Linked DNA regions of Mus musculus: region 1 is linked to region 2. Evidence: chromatin loops called from intact Hi-C (ENCODE). Cell type or tissue: gastrocnemius. All regions are shown on one strand. Each heading gives the region's core, and the rest is flanking DNA. Links, peaks and the distances in the headings are about the cores only.

What was found. Hi-C counts contacts between places; a loop is a spot of excess contacts. Peaks named below come from ENCODE experiments on the same cell type or tissue, not always from the same donor. Only the 100,000 strongest peaks of a DNase experiment are listed, where the experiment ranks them.
Region 1: a loop joins it to region 2, with 6 times the contacts of the local background. A loop is called at or near these places in 2 of 42 quality-filtered maps.

The regions. Positions count from the first base shown.
Region 1 is chr10:57,444,405-57,452,738 of GRCm38, forward strand. No RefSeq gene overlaps it. Among named protein-coding and RNA genes, the nearest start is that of 4930467K11Rik, 38 kb to the right of the region's middle. In gastrocnemius, for the core only: CTCF peaks have their summits at 3,741 (motif pointing left) and 3,945 (motif pointing left); a DNase peak (open chromatin) is centred at 3,721; H3K4me3 peaks cover 299 bases.
Region 2 is chr10:58,848,768-58,857,101 of GRCm38, forward strand. The region is part of intron 1 of Sh3rf3 (SH3 domain containing ring finger 3); the gene reads left to right. Among named protein-coding and RNA genes, the nearest start is that of Sh3rf3, 40 kb to the left of the region's middle. In gastrocnemius, for the core only: no CTCF peak of the experiment used is centred there; a DNase peak (open chromatin) is centred at 4,134; H3K4me3 peaks cover 332 bases; H3K27ac peaks cover 517 bases.

The DNA of each region.
Region 1 (8,334 bases), core at 223-8,222, 1.4 Mb before region 2:
AATAGATCCAGACAATGGATGAAGCAATCTTGATTAAACGTTGGTCTGTTCAGAGAATATGGAATGTGAGATCATCAAAGTGCTTCGCTTGGACGATATGGACTGGCAAGCATATGTGTCGGGGGTTTGAGAATACAGCACTATCAGCATCAATTAGTAGAATGTAAGGAAGTCTCAAGAAGAAAAGGCGAATACACTGAGAACACAGCACTGGGGATGGGCAGGTGACAGCTTATGAAGGCATTTGAGAATCAGCATCTCCAACGTGCATCCCTGAAGGAGAAATTCAAAGAGTTGGGAGATGCGGATTAGGAGTGTAGTTCAGTAATAGAGAGCTTGCCTAGCCAGAGCATTCCTGGTTTCAGTTCCACAGAGAAAGAACAGGAGAAAACATGATTTCAAACAGAAACCCTTAAGAAACGCAGGTTCCAGAACAATCAAAAGGAATTCTGATTCTCGAATCTATGAAGAACGATTATTACATTGGTGCCGAGGGAAATTTGCCTTTTAGCAGGTTTCCAGACTTAGGCACTTTGTATTAAACTTAGAGAAAATATAAGCATTGGGGCCACAGTACAAAGGTGAGGGATACCTGGCTCGTGCTTAGATTAAAGCTTTGGGGAACAGGAGTTGACCGCGAAAATGCTGACATTTCTCCTCCTGCCTCCTTTTTATGATCAATCAAGCCAAGGCTGCACATTCTTCTCTATCCTACCACTGCTAGTAAATTACAAGTCTGGCTTCTGGAAAGTGGTCTTCCATAGTCCAGATAGGCTCCAGGTTGACCAAATCTGATCGTTCATGGGGTTCAGCATCCTTGCCATAGACCCAGTCAAGTGTCCCAAGAGTCTCAGCAGGAAAAGAGCTAACACTTAGACCGTCCACCAGCTAGATTTTTGTTGTTGTTGTTGTTGTTGTTGTTCATTACAACTCAACTGGAACCAAGAGAAAGGATTTAGAGCACTGTTCCTTCTCAAACTCTCCATCTCTTCCACTGTGAAGCTCAGCCTCTCAGAGGGGGCCATGCTACCAGCCTAACCCGAGTAGACATTTAAGAGGAGCCATTAAACTGAGGCAATTATAATAGGAGCGTGGTATTTTTCTGAGTAAATGTGGATGGGATTTAGTAAGAGATTAGAATGTTATGTAGGCCCGAACAACCTGAAAAATGATAATGCCACCATGACCCATGTGAAAATGGGGCACAGAACTGGTCATGGTTATCAGGACTCCTACAGCGTTACAAACATTAGTGTGATGCAAGGTACCAAACACTGTGTTGTGAGTTAACAGTGCACACATGAAAGGGGGCACTTTGCCATGTACCCAATTTTGCCTTGCCAATCAACACCAGCAGCTGGAAGAGTGGCACATTCCATACAGCAGAATACAAGTCTTGACTCCAAGTACCTTGCTTAAGCTTGTTGAAGACTATGAAGAAGAAATCCAGATGCATGGTCCACAATGACAGCAATGCCACCGTTGTCTCTGGTATCTTTCTACCTGCCCCTCCCCCCAATTTTCAGGAATGCCTAATGCACAATCTCCTCATTTTTTTTAAAGAATTTTTTATTTAAGTTATGTATGTGAGTATGCTGTCACTCTCTTCAGACACACCAGAAGAGAGTATCAGATCCCATTACAGATGGCTGTGAGCCACCATGCTGTTGCTGGGACTTGAACTCAGGACCTCAAGGAGTAACCAGTGCTCTTACCCACTGAGCCATCTCACTAGCCCCCAATCTCCTGGTTTCTAATCCCCAAAACCCTGCTCTCTCTTCTTTCCTCATGCTTCCTTCTCTGTCTTCATTTCCCTCCACACCTGATCTTTGCTCCTAAACTGGTCCATGATTTCTAACTCACAGAATGAAATCAGCCGACCATCTATCCTCCCCACGTCTCCATTTTATCTCCTGACCTGGCATCACAAACAATCTAAACTCCTTTCTAGAAATGCCAAAACCCTTCAGAAAGTGATGGATCAGGCAAGGCTAAATGAGCAGGGAAAGAATTCTTTTTGGGGGTGAAAAACTATAAGGAAAGCTAAGAATTCTTATGCAGTATTTTCAATCATGAATATAATAGAAATGCTGAATATATACTGTACATGTAAGGACATGTTTTAAATGTTTTTACACAGTCCATTCCTTTAAGTCCAAGGAAGTTTTGGGATGCTCTGGAGTTTTGTTTTTATAAATTACTATTATCATTCCTGTGGTTTAAAGGAAGAAACTAAGGATTAGTGGATACATATTACACAAGAGAAATGAAGACAAAACTAGGCCTAGGGTTTCCCTGAGTTGAGAATCCTAAACACTTTTATGCATTTACATAAAATACATAATTTGCCTATATACAAACGCTGAAGCTCTCAATTTTTACAATATTTTTTTAATTAGCTATGTGTGTAAGAGGTATATGCATGTGAGTATGGATGACCTAGAGGCCAAAAGTGCCAGATACCCTGATATTGGAGTTGTAAGCAGCCACGAATAGAGTAGTATTGGGTGCTAGAAACCAAAATCAGGTCCTCTACAAGAGCAATACTGTTCTTAAACACTGAGTCATCTTTCTATCCTTATCCCTTTTCCAGCGAATGTTTTCTGATGGATACTATCAGGAGCTTTAAAATACTTCAGAATGTACACACACACACACACACACACACACACACACACACATACGCCCATATAAATGGCAACAACATATTAACAACATATTGTGAGCACCCTACAGAATTTACTTATTTAACTTACAAGATAAACATGCCTACAATTTTTCCAATTTGTTTTTCTTACTTCTCTGAAGTGCAGGGTCCCTCTCCCCCAGCCAAGGCCACAGCATCAATGCAGAATTCGCTGTCTTTTACGTAATCTGCTAGGCCTTCCTTTGAGATATTCCTTACTACTGTGACTCTTATTCACATGACTTCTATCACAACTGTCCTACTGTCTCACCATTTTGGAAGCATCACTTTAGCATCTTAACTCCACTCCCACTATTACAGCAGCTGTCATCTGACTTCCACACACATGCCATGGCACAGGCAAACCAAAACACAGACATGCAAGTAAGTAACGATAAAAAGTATAAAAGCTGTCTTACAAGCATGATTTAAAAAAAAAAAAAATAAAAAAAAAAACATTGCAAACATGCCGTAATAAAAAGGAAGTTGTTAAATAGATACAAATTCATATCTCAACCCTAAAAACATACAAATATGAGATAAAGCATGAAGTACATTTCTAGACCATACAAAATATATTTCTATACCATTTGGCACTTTTTGTATTAGCATACATTTCTTTAATAATTAAAATTGATAGAAGCATGAAGCAGAATCTGAAAGGGGAAAGAAATGTAAGAAGAGAAAGGTGGCAAAAGGCCCTTTGCAATCCCCTGGTGAGACCTGCTTTAGGGACTTGTAGTGTTAGATGTAAGCTCCATGGTACTTTAGTTTCTAACATAGCTGTGGCTTAGGAAGTCTCTTAGAGACCTGAATTAAACTGTAGGACACTAGGTTATTAAGATCTGTTTTGATAATGTGGTAATGATAATACAGACTGGTTATTTTCAGAAAAGCCAGTTATCATGAATTATTAAAGCCTTCATATTAATTCATATTACTGAATAGATAATTGATTCTATCCCACTGCCTTATTTCTGAACCTATTAATGTACAGCTGAATCATTTCCTACACAGCACTGCGCTGCCCCCCTGTGGCGGCTTCTGTGCATGACAGCAAGCGTCTTCTACAATAATCACGGTAAACGGAAGGTAATCATCAAACTTTCCCTATGGTCGAAGCGTTTCACTCTACTCCAAAAAAATATTGCATACGTTAAAATTTCTCAAATATACGACATAGCGTCACCTCAATGATCAAATTATGAAAATATAGAAATAGATTGTATTTTATTCTGTTTCAGATTACAATATAAAAACGTTCCCCGTTTTCCTACCTGTGCTTTCTGCGCCACCTACAGGAAACGTGTAGAACTTTTATTAAACATAAGCAAGTGCATGCCTCGTATAGAAAAACTGAACAAGCTCATCATTACTAAATTTATAAAAACAACTTCATCTCCTATGAGGGTCCTCACGTAGTCTTCTGGAAATGAAGTCAGATGTCGCCCTTCTTAGGAACACTATTGCTGTGGTGAACCACCATGACCAAAGCAAGGTACAGCCTTGGCTGCCTCTGGAACACAGCTTCTGTGTACTGACTCTCAGAAAACACTTCCCAGATTTCACCTCAGTGACGCTGGTCTCCTCTAACCACAGCTGATTCCTCAGCCCCGGTGGACCAGCATCCATTATCCCAGCAAAGCAAAGGTTTGACTTTAGTGGTTTTGGGTCTCTTGTTAGTCACAACCAATTCTTCAGCTCCAGCTGAACAAACACCACAGATTCTTCACATAAATGACCTGGCAGAGTCTTTGCTTCCCTCTGAAAGGTCACACATGAAACTCAAGAAGAACGAAGACCAAAGTGTGGACACTTTGCCCCTTCTTAGAATTGGGAACAGAATACCCATGGAAGGAGTTACAGAGACAAAGTTTGGAGCTGAGACAAAAGGATGGACCATCTAGAGACGGCCATATCTAGGGATCCATCCCATAATCAGCTTCCAAACGCTGACACCATTGCACACACTAGCAAGATTTTGCTGAAAGGACCCATATATGGCTGTCTCTTGTGAGACTATGCCGGGGCCTAGCAAACACAGAAGTGGATGCTGACAGTCAGCTATCAGATGGATCACAGGGCCCCCAATGGAGGAGCTAGAGAAAGTACCCAAGGAGCTAAAGGGAACTGCAACCCTATAGGTGGAACAACAATATGAACTAACCAGTACCCTGGAGCTCTTGACTCTAGCTGCATATGTATCAAAAGATGGCCTAGTCGGCCATCACTGGAAAGAGAGGCCCATTGGACTTGCAAACTTTATATGCCCCAGTACAGGGGGACGCCAGGGCCAAAAAGTGGGAGTGGGTGGGTAGAGGAGTCAGGGGGAGTGTATTGGGGACTTTTTGGATAGCATTGGAAATGTAAATGAGGAAAATACATAATAAAAATATTAATTCTAAAAAAAAAAAAAAAAGCAAAATACATCTGTGTTACTCAGTGATCCAGTATAAGAGAGGCCAGAGACTGTAAAGGCCAGGTGATACACAATGAGTAAAGAAATAGCTGAAGTGTTTCTTCGGTTGGAAGTTTATAAAAAGAAAGATACTCCACTATGTCTGGTACAGTGAGTAAAAGGGAAACAATAGCTGAGCACATTCACATAAAAACTAAAATCAGGACACCCAGAGACAGCTTGACTCCCAAGATGTCCATCATAATTAGGCTTGCAGGTGAGACACACCCCTCCACCCTAATACCTAGTATAACTGGGACCCCCATGGGGCCCAGTGGAGGCAGAACCTATCTGCCCTGCCTGAAGCACATCATCCTTCTAGGAAGCAGCTCTGCCTGGAACAGAGGTGGCACTCCCAATCCCCTCCCACTCCCAGGGACAGCTGAATTCCCAGGAGGTCTGTCATAACTAGAGACAGGTTCCAGTCAGAAACAACAAGGCCAATTAACACAAGCAATAACAAGATGTCGAGAGGAAAGTGCAAGAACATAAGCAACAGAAACAAATGCCACTTGGCACCATCAGAACCCAGTTCTCCCACCACAGCAAGTCCTGGATACCCTAACATACCTGAAAAGAGAGATCCTGGCTTAAAAATCTCATTTCATGAAGATGACAGAGAACCTTAAGGAGAACATAACTTCCTTAACGAAATACAAGAGAGCACAGGTAAACAGTTAGAAGACGTTAAAGAGCTAACAGGTTAATCCTTTTAAAGAATTACAGGAAAACACAATCAAGCAGGTGAAGGAATTGAACAAAGTGATCCAAGACCTGTAAATGGAAATAGAAACAATACAGAAATCACAAAAGAAGGCAACACTGGAGGTGGAAAACCTAGGAAAGAGATCAGGAGTAACAGATACACACGCATCACCAACAGAATACACAACAGAGAAGAGAGAATCTCAGGAATAGAAGATACCATAGAAGATATTGACACAACAGTCAAAGGAAATACAAAGTGAAAAAATCTCCTAACCCAGGAAATTCAGGACACAATGAAAAAAGCAAACCTGGGGAGGCGGCCTCAGCCTCAGCAGCAGCGGTTGCCATCTTGGTTCCAGGACTCAGCAGAACTTAGGAAATTAGTCTGAACAGGTTAGAGGGTGCGCTAGAGAACCGGACAGCTTCTGGGACAGGCAGAAGCACAGAGCCGCTGAGGCAGCACCCTTGGCGGGCCGCAGACAGCCGGCCACCTTCCGGACCAGAGGACAGGTGTCTGCCTGGCTTGGGAGGTGGCCTCAGCCTCAGCAGCAGCGGTCGCCATCTGGGTTCCAGGACTCCCTGGAACTTAGGAATTTAGTCTGCACAGGTGAGAGTCTGCACCACAGAAGCTGACAGCTTCTGGGAACTGCCAAAGCAACACAGCTTCTGAGAGAGGCCCTGTTTTGGGCCTTCTTCTTTGACCAGGAGGAGGTCCAAAAACAAGATATCTGCGCACCATCCCTGTAAGAGAGCTTGCCAGCAGAGAGTGCTCTGAGCACTACTAACAGGAACCAAGACCACTCACCATCATCAGAACCCAGCACTCCCACTTCGCCCAGTCCAGGGCACCCCAACACAACCGAAAACCTAGACCTAGATTTAAAAGCATAACTCATGATGATGGTAGAGGACATCAAGAAGGACTTTAATAAATCACTTAAAGAAATACAGGAGAACACTGCTAAAGAGTTACAAGTCCTTAAAGAAAAACAGGAAAACACAATCAAACAGGTAGAAGTCCTTACAGAAAAAGAGGAAAAAACATACAAACAGGTGACGGAAATGAACAAAACCATACTAGACCTAAAAAGGGAAGTAGACACAATAAAGAAAACTCAAAGTGAGGCAACACTGGAGATAGAAACCCTAGGAAAGAAATCTGGAACCATAGATTTGAGCATCAGCAACAGAATACAAGAGATGGAAGAGAGAATCTCAGGTGCAGAAGATTCGATAGAGAACATCGGCACAACAATCAAAGAAAATGGAAAATGCAAAAAGATCCTAACTCAAAATATCCAGGAAATCCAGGACACAATGAGAAGACCAAACCTACGGATAATAGGAGTGGATGAGAATGAAGATTTTCAACTCAAAGGACCAGCAAATATCTTCAACAAAATTATTGAAGAAAACTTTCCAAATATAAAGAAAGAGATACCTATGAACATACAAGAAGCCTACAGAACTCCAAATAGACTGGACCAGAAAAGAAATTCCTCCCGACACATAATAATCAGAACAACAAATGCACTAAATAAAGATAGAATACTAAAAGCGGTAAGGGAAAAAGGTCAAGTAACATACAAAGGCAAGCCTATCAGAATTACACCAGATTTTTCACCAGAGACTATGAAAGCCAGAAGAGCCTGGACAGATGTTATACAGACACTAAGAGAACACAAATTCCAGCCCAGGCTACTATACCCAGCCAAACTCTCAATTACCATAGATGGAGAAACCAAAGTATTCCACGACAAAACCAAATTCACACATTATCTCTCCACGAATCCAGCCCTTCAAAGGTTAATAACAGAAAAAAACCAATACAAGAACGGGAACAATGCCCTAGAAAAAACAAGAAGGTAATCCCTCAACAAACCTAAAAGAAGATAGCCACAAGAACAGAATGCCAACTTTAACAACAAAAATAACAGGAAGCAACAATTACTTTTCCTTAATATCTCTTAACATCAATGATCTCAACTCCCCAATAAAAAGACATAGACTAACAAACTGGCTACACAAACAAGACCCAACATTTTGCTGTTTACAGGAGACACATCTCAGAGAAAAAGATAGACACTACCTCAGAATAAAAGGCTGGAAAACAATTTTCCAAGCAAATGGTATGAAGAAACAAGCTGGAGTAGCCATCCTAATATCTGATAAGATTGACTTCCAACCCAAAGTCATCAAAAAAGACAAGGAGGGGCACTTCGTTCTCATCAAATGTAAAATCCTCCAAGAGGAACTCTCAATTCTGAATATCTATGCTCCAAATACAAGGGCAGCCACATTCATTAAAGAAACTTTAGTAAAGCTCAAAGCACACATTGCACCTCACACAATAATAGTGGGAGACTTCAACACACCACTTTCACCAATGGACAGATCATGGAAACAGAAACTAAACAGGGACACACTGAAACTAACAGAAGTGATGAAACAAATGGATCTGACAGATATCTACAGAACATTT
Region 2 (8,334 bases), core at 236-8,235:
ATTAATGTTGGTTCATCAAGGACAGCTAAGTTACAGACTCAATTTGGGCTCCACCAGTCTTCCTATTCTAATCACAAAACCACAGCTTTGACCTCAGTGGTAATAAGAGGTGGTTTAGTCCAGATGGTCATAGCTCCCCAGACACATTCGTGTTGCCTCAAACATCAAGTTCTAATGTGGTCACAGTTTCAATAAATCAAGGTATTTGGAAATATAAGGTAGATTACAAAAACGTGGAAAACTCTCTCCTGTAGGTCTTGGATGTTGTCTTTTGGGTTGGTGGAAGCTAGTGAGATATGTTTGTGCATTCCAAAACAATTTACCAGGAGGTCACAAGGTTGGATTGTTAGGTCAGATGCATTAAGAGGGCTAAAGGTAGCTCAATATTGGCTCTAGACTTGTAACATTCTAGGCTTCTCCAGTTGCAGAGGATCTAATCGGGTCATTGGCATTTTCAGCATGGGTGTAGCAGCTTCCTAGGAACTTTTATATTGTTTCTTTTCTTCAGCATCTAAGCCAGAGAACCACATCACACTTACCATTGTGAGATTTCCTGTGAACAAAGGAGCCGAGCCAGGCATAGGTCCAGCTCGCTTTTAATCCGAGCACTGCAGAGGCAGGTGGATCTCTGCAGGTCTGAGGCCAGCCAGAGCCACATAGTGAGCCTTTGGTATAAAAAGGGATGGAGGGAGGGATGGAGGAAGGAAGGAAGGAAGGAAGGAAGGAAGGAAGGAAGGAAGGAAGGAAGGAAGGAAGGAAGGAAGGAAGGAAGTCCAACTGCACTGCAAGTCCCTGGAAGCCCCTTTGTCCTCCAGTCCACACTACAGAACTAGTTTCAGACAGTTCTTCATTAAAACTTGCCCACTGACCCTTCTCTCTGGCCCAGAGCCCTTAAGTCGATCAGGCTGTGGTGTGGGGTTCTTTGCCTGCATGTTTGCTGCATCTCCGAGAACATGTCCTCCTTCCTGCTTTCTGAGGGCGTTTTCCCCACAACCTGCACCCATCTTCATGCTTTGGGGAATTAAGCTGGCATTGTTGGTGTACTTCCTGGGTTCTGTTTAAGTCTTCTTGTAAGTTAAACGTCACAGCAGTAAGACCCAAGTCCCTGGTTTGACCCAAGTCACTTTTAAGCTGTACACTCTTTGCTGAGAGGAGGAGGAACCTGCTTTGTATTTCAGAAACATTCTCAGTATGATAAACGCATATGCTGAAAGTTGGATTTAAACTAAGGAGAACCAGGGTGTAGGTATGGCTTTTGGTCCCTTGCCTATACGTGAGGTCCCTTGCCATTTTTCATTTCAAAAGGAGCAAACCCAGCTGGGTAAGTGATGCCCCGCTGGTGTATGAAGCCAGCCACCAAATGTCTATACAGTCATAGTCACATGGTAGAGTTTTAGTTCTTGGGTGTTTTTTAGGCCATGAACAGCATAAAAGGGTTATAGAAGAAATACTTGTTGTAAAAGAGTAAAAGGATGAATGTATGTATAAGCCATAGACACTCCCACACGAGATGGATACATTGCTTTGAAGCCCAGTTGGTGATGGTGTCTTTGGTATCCCCTATTAAATCTGTGTAAATATAAAGTACTTGTCAGTTTAAATAGTTTCTCATTTTTCTAATTGAATTCTTTCTTTCTTTCTTTCTTTCTTTCTTTCTTTCTTTCTTTCTTTCTTTCTAAAAGCATCAGGCCAACTTGAATGGTTGAAGTTTTAGGACTAAGTGGAACACCTAAATACCCATTTTTAACCGTTAGTTACTTTCATTATGCATAAAATCATGCTAATTAAAATTGTTTTTACTCTTGTATCTCATAAACTCATTTAATTCAGGAGTTAACACAGGAGTGACATTTCTGCACCATGGACCCCATTTGCTGAGAACATCATACTCAGTACACTCTTTGGACATTTTGTCCCAAGCCATGTGGCTGATTCCCTGACTGGTAGAATAATTAGCTTTTTAAAAGTGGTCTTAAAGGGTCACTCACCTCACCCTGCGTAGGTGTTTACTCTTGGAGAGGGCATGGGTGCCTTTTGGAGGTTGTGACTTTTTGTGTGTGAGCTAGGACCAGGAAAGTTCTATGCCAGCCCTTCACAATTCAACTTTAACTCTGTCTTCTCTACTAAATAATTTATAGTGATTAACTATTTCCTATCCACTCCACACATTTGATTCTTCAAATACATGGTTCAGCCCTGAAAATACTCAAACTGATGGTATCTTTTAGCTTTCTTGTGGGGACCATTTGATCTGTATAGCAGTATGGCCAGGGTAGGAATTATTTATACCTTCACAGATAGGGAAGGTAGGGTACATTACCCAACTGAGGGCCCATACTGGTGCCAGAGGCTACTCTGAGACATCAGCTGGAGGACTGTGGGCTCAGGAATGCCATACACTAGCTCTCAACATATAGTATCTTTGAGTGAGCCCCTCAAAGCTTTCAAAGCCTCAGTTTCCCCTTTCTATAGAATGGACGCACATGGTACTTATGAGATGCATGACACGTGCATTGAGTCTTTAGTGCAGGCTGTGTGCTATGACCTCTCCAAAAATGTGGCATGTCTGAGCTGTGCAGGAGTGTTATGTCCCATGGGTACCTCCAAGTGCTTTAAGTTGCCCGTCCTTTTGGCTCCTGAGTCTGTAGGGGTTTCACTTTCCACTCTCTCCTATGGGAGCTCTAGAGGCTTCTTGAAGGATCAAGCCCACATTACACTGTCCCTATACCCTCAACTTCAAATCAGCAAGTGCTGATCTCCATTCATACAAACAGACATTTGTTAAAACAAAGGCCTGGCAGGCTGAAACATCAAGGAAGTTTTATTGGGGGATGGGGGTGGTTGCAGCTGCACATTGGTCGGTGTGGGGAAGGCCTGGATGCCCTAGTCAGGGGCTTTCCTCAGGGGCCTCAGGGTGGCCTAGGGATAAGCAGAGTCCCCCTCGTCTGCTCACCCTGGCTGTGCCATGTAGTGTGAAAGAGCAGGCCCCTGAGAAGCTGGCCTCTCTCGGCCTCCTTGCACTGGCTTCCAGGAAGGGTGGCATTTCTCCTCTTGCGGGCCTTCTGCTTGCAGAATTCAGAAGTTCTGCTGCATCAAGTTGTTCAGGGTTTGCCAAGGCCCACCGGTGAGGTGGGTGAAAGGTAGAAAGTCGAGGCTGATAGGTAGAGAGAGGGAGGTGACAATGGCCTCCTAAAGGGACAGAGAGTATAGCTTCTATCTGAAATGTTAGAAAGAACCGTAAAACATCTTGTGGCTCACCAGCCTGCCTGGCGGGTGGGAACTACATGTCTGTCTGTTTGATTTCTCTTTGTTGGGGTTGAGCTTTGTCCTGGTGATGTCACAGTGTGACCCAAGGGTGGGCGCTTGGATATGCATCTGCGACGTATCTTCCTGGTTGCTCAAATTTCCTTTTATTAGTATTTAAGAGGTAATTACTTTTCTATATATCAGTTGGTAGAAGGGTAATCCGACAAGGCATGTTATCAGGCAAATGGCTCTTCATCTTTCCCTGGGAGTAAACTTGGTTGTAAGAAGTTCAGAGCATGCGCATTTAAAAGACAACAGGAAACTGGATTGTTAGGGTGTTGGAAGAGTACAAACAGTGCAGACAGAGGGAGCTTGGTTTTTGTTTTGTTTTTGTTTTTTGTTTGTTTTAGGAAGGTTCTAAGTAAAACATTGTGTTTTAAGTCTTTGATCTAACGGGATTATTTAATGAAATCAATGTGGGACATCACATTTCTTGAGTGGTAGAAGATGCTGGGAAGTTTGTGTGTCATGGGGCACCGAGATTTCTCAGCACACGCCTTAGATGGCAGCGTACCCTGGACTAAGGCGCTGACGGTGTACAGTCCAAGGAACTTAAACATTTACTTTAGTTCATAAGGAATAGAACGCTTGGCAGAGAAGACGTCTTTGGAGGATAGATGCAGACTGGAGACAAACACAGCTCATCCAGGACTGTACTGAGCCTGGAGGACTGGCTCTGTATGCTGGTGGCTTATGATCCTTCCAGGCTGGGCAGAAGAGGGGACCCATACTCTCTTGTCAGGTAAAGGCTTTCTTGTATCCCTCATCCTCAGCCTGGATACAGTCACTGCTCTGCTGCCAACCATTTACTTGCTGGCTCCTGCTCTGGGTTGGCACCAGGTCTAGGCTGTCATGAGCACATTTCATACCATTGTCTGGGCAGTGTCTATTTCCTCCATCACTGGAATTGTCTGGTTTGACCTGAACCCAGGTTGCTCTTGGGTTTCCCATTCCTGAAATAATCTTGACCTTGGAAGACAGCAGATGTGGTCTCCTCATCCTTAGGATGCCCTGGTAAGGTCTCGATGTTTAAGATGTCACTGCTGTGCCTTCTACTTTTGCTTGAAGACAGGAAGATGAAGGTGATCAGAATGTTTACATTTCATTAGGTGCTTTCCTTAGCATTCACAAAGATCAATTCATATAATCTGGCTGCAGCCCCAGAAGAAGGTCCGATCATCATCGACATCCTAGAACTGAGTGCAATGAGGCACAGAGAGGGTGAATAAGGTGTGTGAGGTCACACAGTACGAGGAGGCAGAGCCCAGATGTGAAGCCAGGGAGGGAACTTATGTGTTATACCACCTTGCTAGACGGACCTGTGGAAGTTTACCTCTGTAAATCCAAAGCATGCAGGGCCAGCTCTCCAGCCCTAAACTTGGAAACTCATTTGTGGGCTTCAGTATGGCCAAAGCAAATAAATGTTCCTCTCCCCCAAATGAATGAAAAGGCAGTTTGTATTTAGGGTTTGGGGGTGATGTAGGAAGCTCTAGAGGGATACCACAGGAGATTCATTCCACTCCTTTTTCTCCTCATGAGGGAAGTTTGAGGTACACATGTTTTTCTTGGGGTGCACATAGACTGAGACATGATGGAGAAGAGAGGTACCTTAGAATGCCACTTGCCACTTCAGCCTTCTGATGTAAGGCTGCCTCACTGGCTGAAAACTTAGACAGCACTTACAGTAGCCACACCTTTCCTGACCTTGGAAGCTCTGTGGTTCCTGAAGTAGAGCCCCGCCCTGGTGTTCTGAGCTTTGTGAGTGCTGGTCTAACCTGCCACACTTACCCACTGCCATGGTCCAGTGTTTGCTAGTCCAGAGCCTCAGTTATACACTGCTGACCACTGTGTTGTTAGACAAAAAGAAATCATTTGCAAAGAGTCTGTGTCCCGTGTGTTTCTTTTATTGAGTTTTAAAAATATAGTTGGAGGGCTTAGTGGTTAAGAGCACTAACTGCTTTTCCAGAGGTCCTGAGTTCAAATCCCAACAACCACATGATGGCTCACAACCATCTGTAATGGGATCTGATGCCCTCTTCTGATGCGTTTGAAGAAAGCAACAGTGTACTCACGTATATACAATGAATAAATCTTAACTCTTAACGATGTGTGTGTGTGTATATATATGTATATATATTTACATATACGTGTGTGTGTGTGTGTGTGTGTGTGTATTTGGAATTCTTATAATTGCCCAATTTAACAACCCCTGTATCTGACTGAATTTGTGTAGTCTGAATAGATGGCTGTGGACTCTTAGGGGACCCTCTTGGAGGAGGCTGCTTCTTAAGGAGATACAGAGTTGGGGTTTGCTCTCTATTGCGTCTCACCGCTGTGGATGAAGGCTGTACCTAACCTAACTCTTTAGGGCCAACCTGTGTAGGAAGGCAGGTAGGGAGGCATCTCCTTGAGGCCTGGGGTCACAGGAAGCAAATGAGCTCGGAGAACAGTTATTTAGGACAGTCAATCTGTCCTAAATAAGCACTTCCCAGCTCCAGCTCCAGCCCCGCCCCCGCCCCGCCCCGCCCCCTGAACTGCCCTCCCTGAGCCCAGCAAGCATCTGCACTCATCCTTCTGGGAGACCCAGTCGCAGGGAACCTTTTGCTCTGGAGCCCAGTTTTCTTTTGGCCATCTCCTTGGTTTTATTATACGAGGTCCTGCTTTGTACACAGGACATGAACAGCGTGCACACACGTTACCCTGCAGAGCCATGCCGTGTCTGGGTTTGATTCATTGTTTAAATGAAAGATCAAGTCCAGGGAAGTGGCACACAGTCCCTATGATAGCGCCTGCAGAGACAAGCAGGGGGGTCCCTCCTCTCCATCCAGCAGGGTTTGCTTTGTTCCAAAAGGGCATAGTTGGTTACCCCACCCCACCCCCCAGACTGCCTGCCTAGCACTGAAATACAAGAAGTGCAAAGTACTGTATTGGCAGTCAGGTCTGCTACGTACGCCATGCCAGCAGGCCTTCTGAGAGGCCACTGCAGAAGTGAAGTATTACCTCAGGGTTATTTATGGACGGCCACATGTAGAATAAACCGGGGTCCCTCTCTCCCCACTGCTTTTCTAAGTGTGAGGTGAGTGTTTGCTTTTCTGGAGTGTCATTCAAAGAGCAGTGGCACTATGTCTGTCACCTTTTCCTTTGTTTAACAAAGAGACTGAAAATATTTTTTTTAAAGCGTTCTTTCCAGTCTGAAAAATAGCACCTAGCTCTGAGGGCGTGGAGAGAGCTCTATCTGCACCAGGGTCTCCTACTTCCCTGCAAGGAGAGTTTCACAGTGCCTCTCTGTGCGATGCTTATCTCCCTGGCTATCCTGGAGGGCTCCAGAGGCTTTGGAGTCTAGCCTGCTTGCATAGAGATGCTTGCTTCTGAGGCAGGCCACAGACCCTTCTCACTGACCTCAGTAACAGTTTTACGTTTCTCCTGGGGTGGAAAGTGTTGTTTACAGTGCCCTGAGATAAAGCAGTCTCCTGTTTCTTAAGATGGTGGCCTGAAGTCTGCCAAGTACACTCTAGAATGATTGGCTCCTTCTGATACTGTGCCAGTCTGCGGGTGGAGAGGAGAAGGTATGAGCTCAGATTCCTGACTGTGTGTGCTACCCTAACTACAGACAATGACCATCTCAAATGGTTATAGTTTTCCACCCCAAAAGTTTTACTTACCAAAATAAAAGGCTATATGCGATTCATATAGATACCCTCCTTTTTAAAATTTACCTTCTCCGTCTATTTGATGTGTCATTAACAATCAGAAACCAGATTTAAAGAATAGAAAAATAGCTTTTAGGTTTGCATTATGAGCTGTTACTGTCTGGGGCTGCCCGCAGCTTTGACTGCCTCCCAGATCGATTCTCACTTTGCAGCACTGCTCCAAGTCCCCAGACCTACGGCAGGTAGGATAGTGCACCCTCCCTACACTCAGCTGCATAGCGGGTCCTCTGAGAACTGGATGCACATTCTCACTGTGTAGGCAGATAGACTGCTGGACGTCCTTTCTACACTCTACACATCTGTTCAAACGGTATGATAGAGGAAATCAGGAGACTTGAAAGGCAAAGAAAACTCACAAGCGCCTTTGACCCCCCCGCCACCCCCCCTCTTTGCCGGCCCCCACTCCCTGCTTTGCTTTGAACTTTGCTGCGTGCAGGTGGGACGGTGCTCTGTGTATGAGTTCTAACAAAGACTGTTATGGAACTCATCTTTCCCTGAGACAATTAAGTTGACATCTTACTTTTATAGGTTGCTGCTGATGGCTTGTAATCTTCCAGAGCGTTGTATCTGTTTCCTGTGGTTTGTATCACACCCATATGAACAGATTGTTAATGCGGACAAGTAAATTGCCAAGCTCCCATTGAATCTAATTATATCCGGGAGACTTGGTGCTCCGAGCATTTCTTATTGTTTTATCATCACGATCTAGGTACATTTAAAACACCTGGAAATGGTTTTAAGAAACCATGATGGGTCCTGTGTAGTTCTTTCCTTTGTCTAGTCGAAGGGTCTGTATTATGGAGTCAGCTCACTCTAGTGTCCCAGAGATAGGCTATTCCCCAGTTAGGGCATGCTCAAGTCAGGAAATATTTTATTAAATATTTACACAGAGTACTAGGCTCTACCTAATGAGAACATGTAAAGGAGATTATGTTATTTTGATCACTGGAAGTGGACACAATTTCTGTAGTTGCTTCCTGGGGAGCAACCTGAAGACTTGTCCACTCTGCTCTCACTTAACAGATGAGGGAGGTCAAGGAGCAGGAGCCAGAGTTGGTTCATTTTGAACACAGAGTCCTTTAAGCCTCCCAAGTGTGTGCTGATCCCTTCTGACCTGTCTAACAGACTCTAGAGTCTCATTCTGGCTGCCTGTATATATACTTGGAGCCTGTCACTGCTGCTCAGGTTTAGGGATGCTTGGGCAATTATGGTCTCCTAGGAAACACTTGAGAGTCATTCTATTTGCCATCTGCCCCCCTCCTACCTTCTTTTAAGGAGGAATGTTCAACATGCAGTGGATTTATAACATTGATTAATT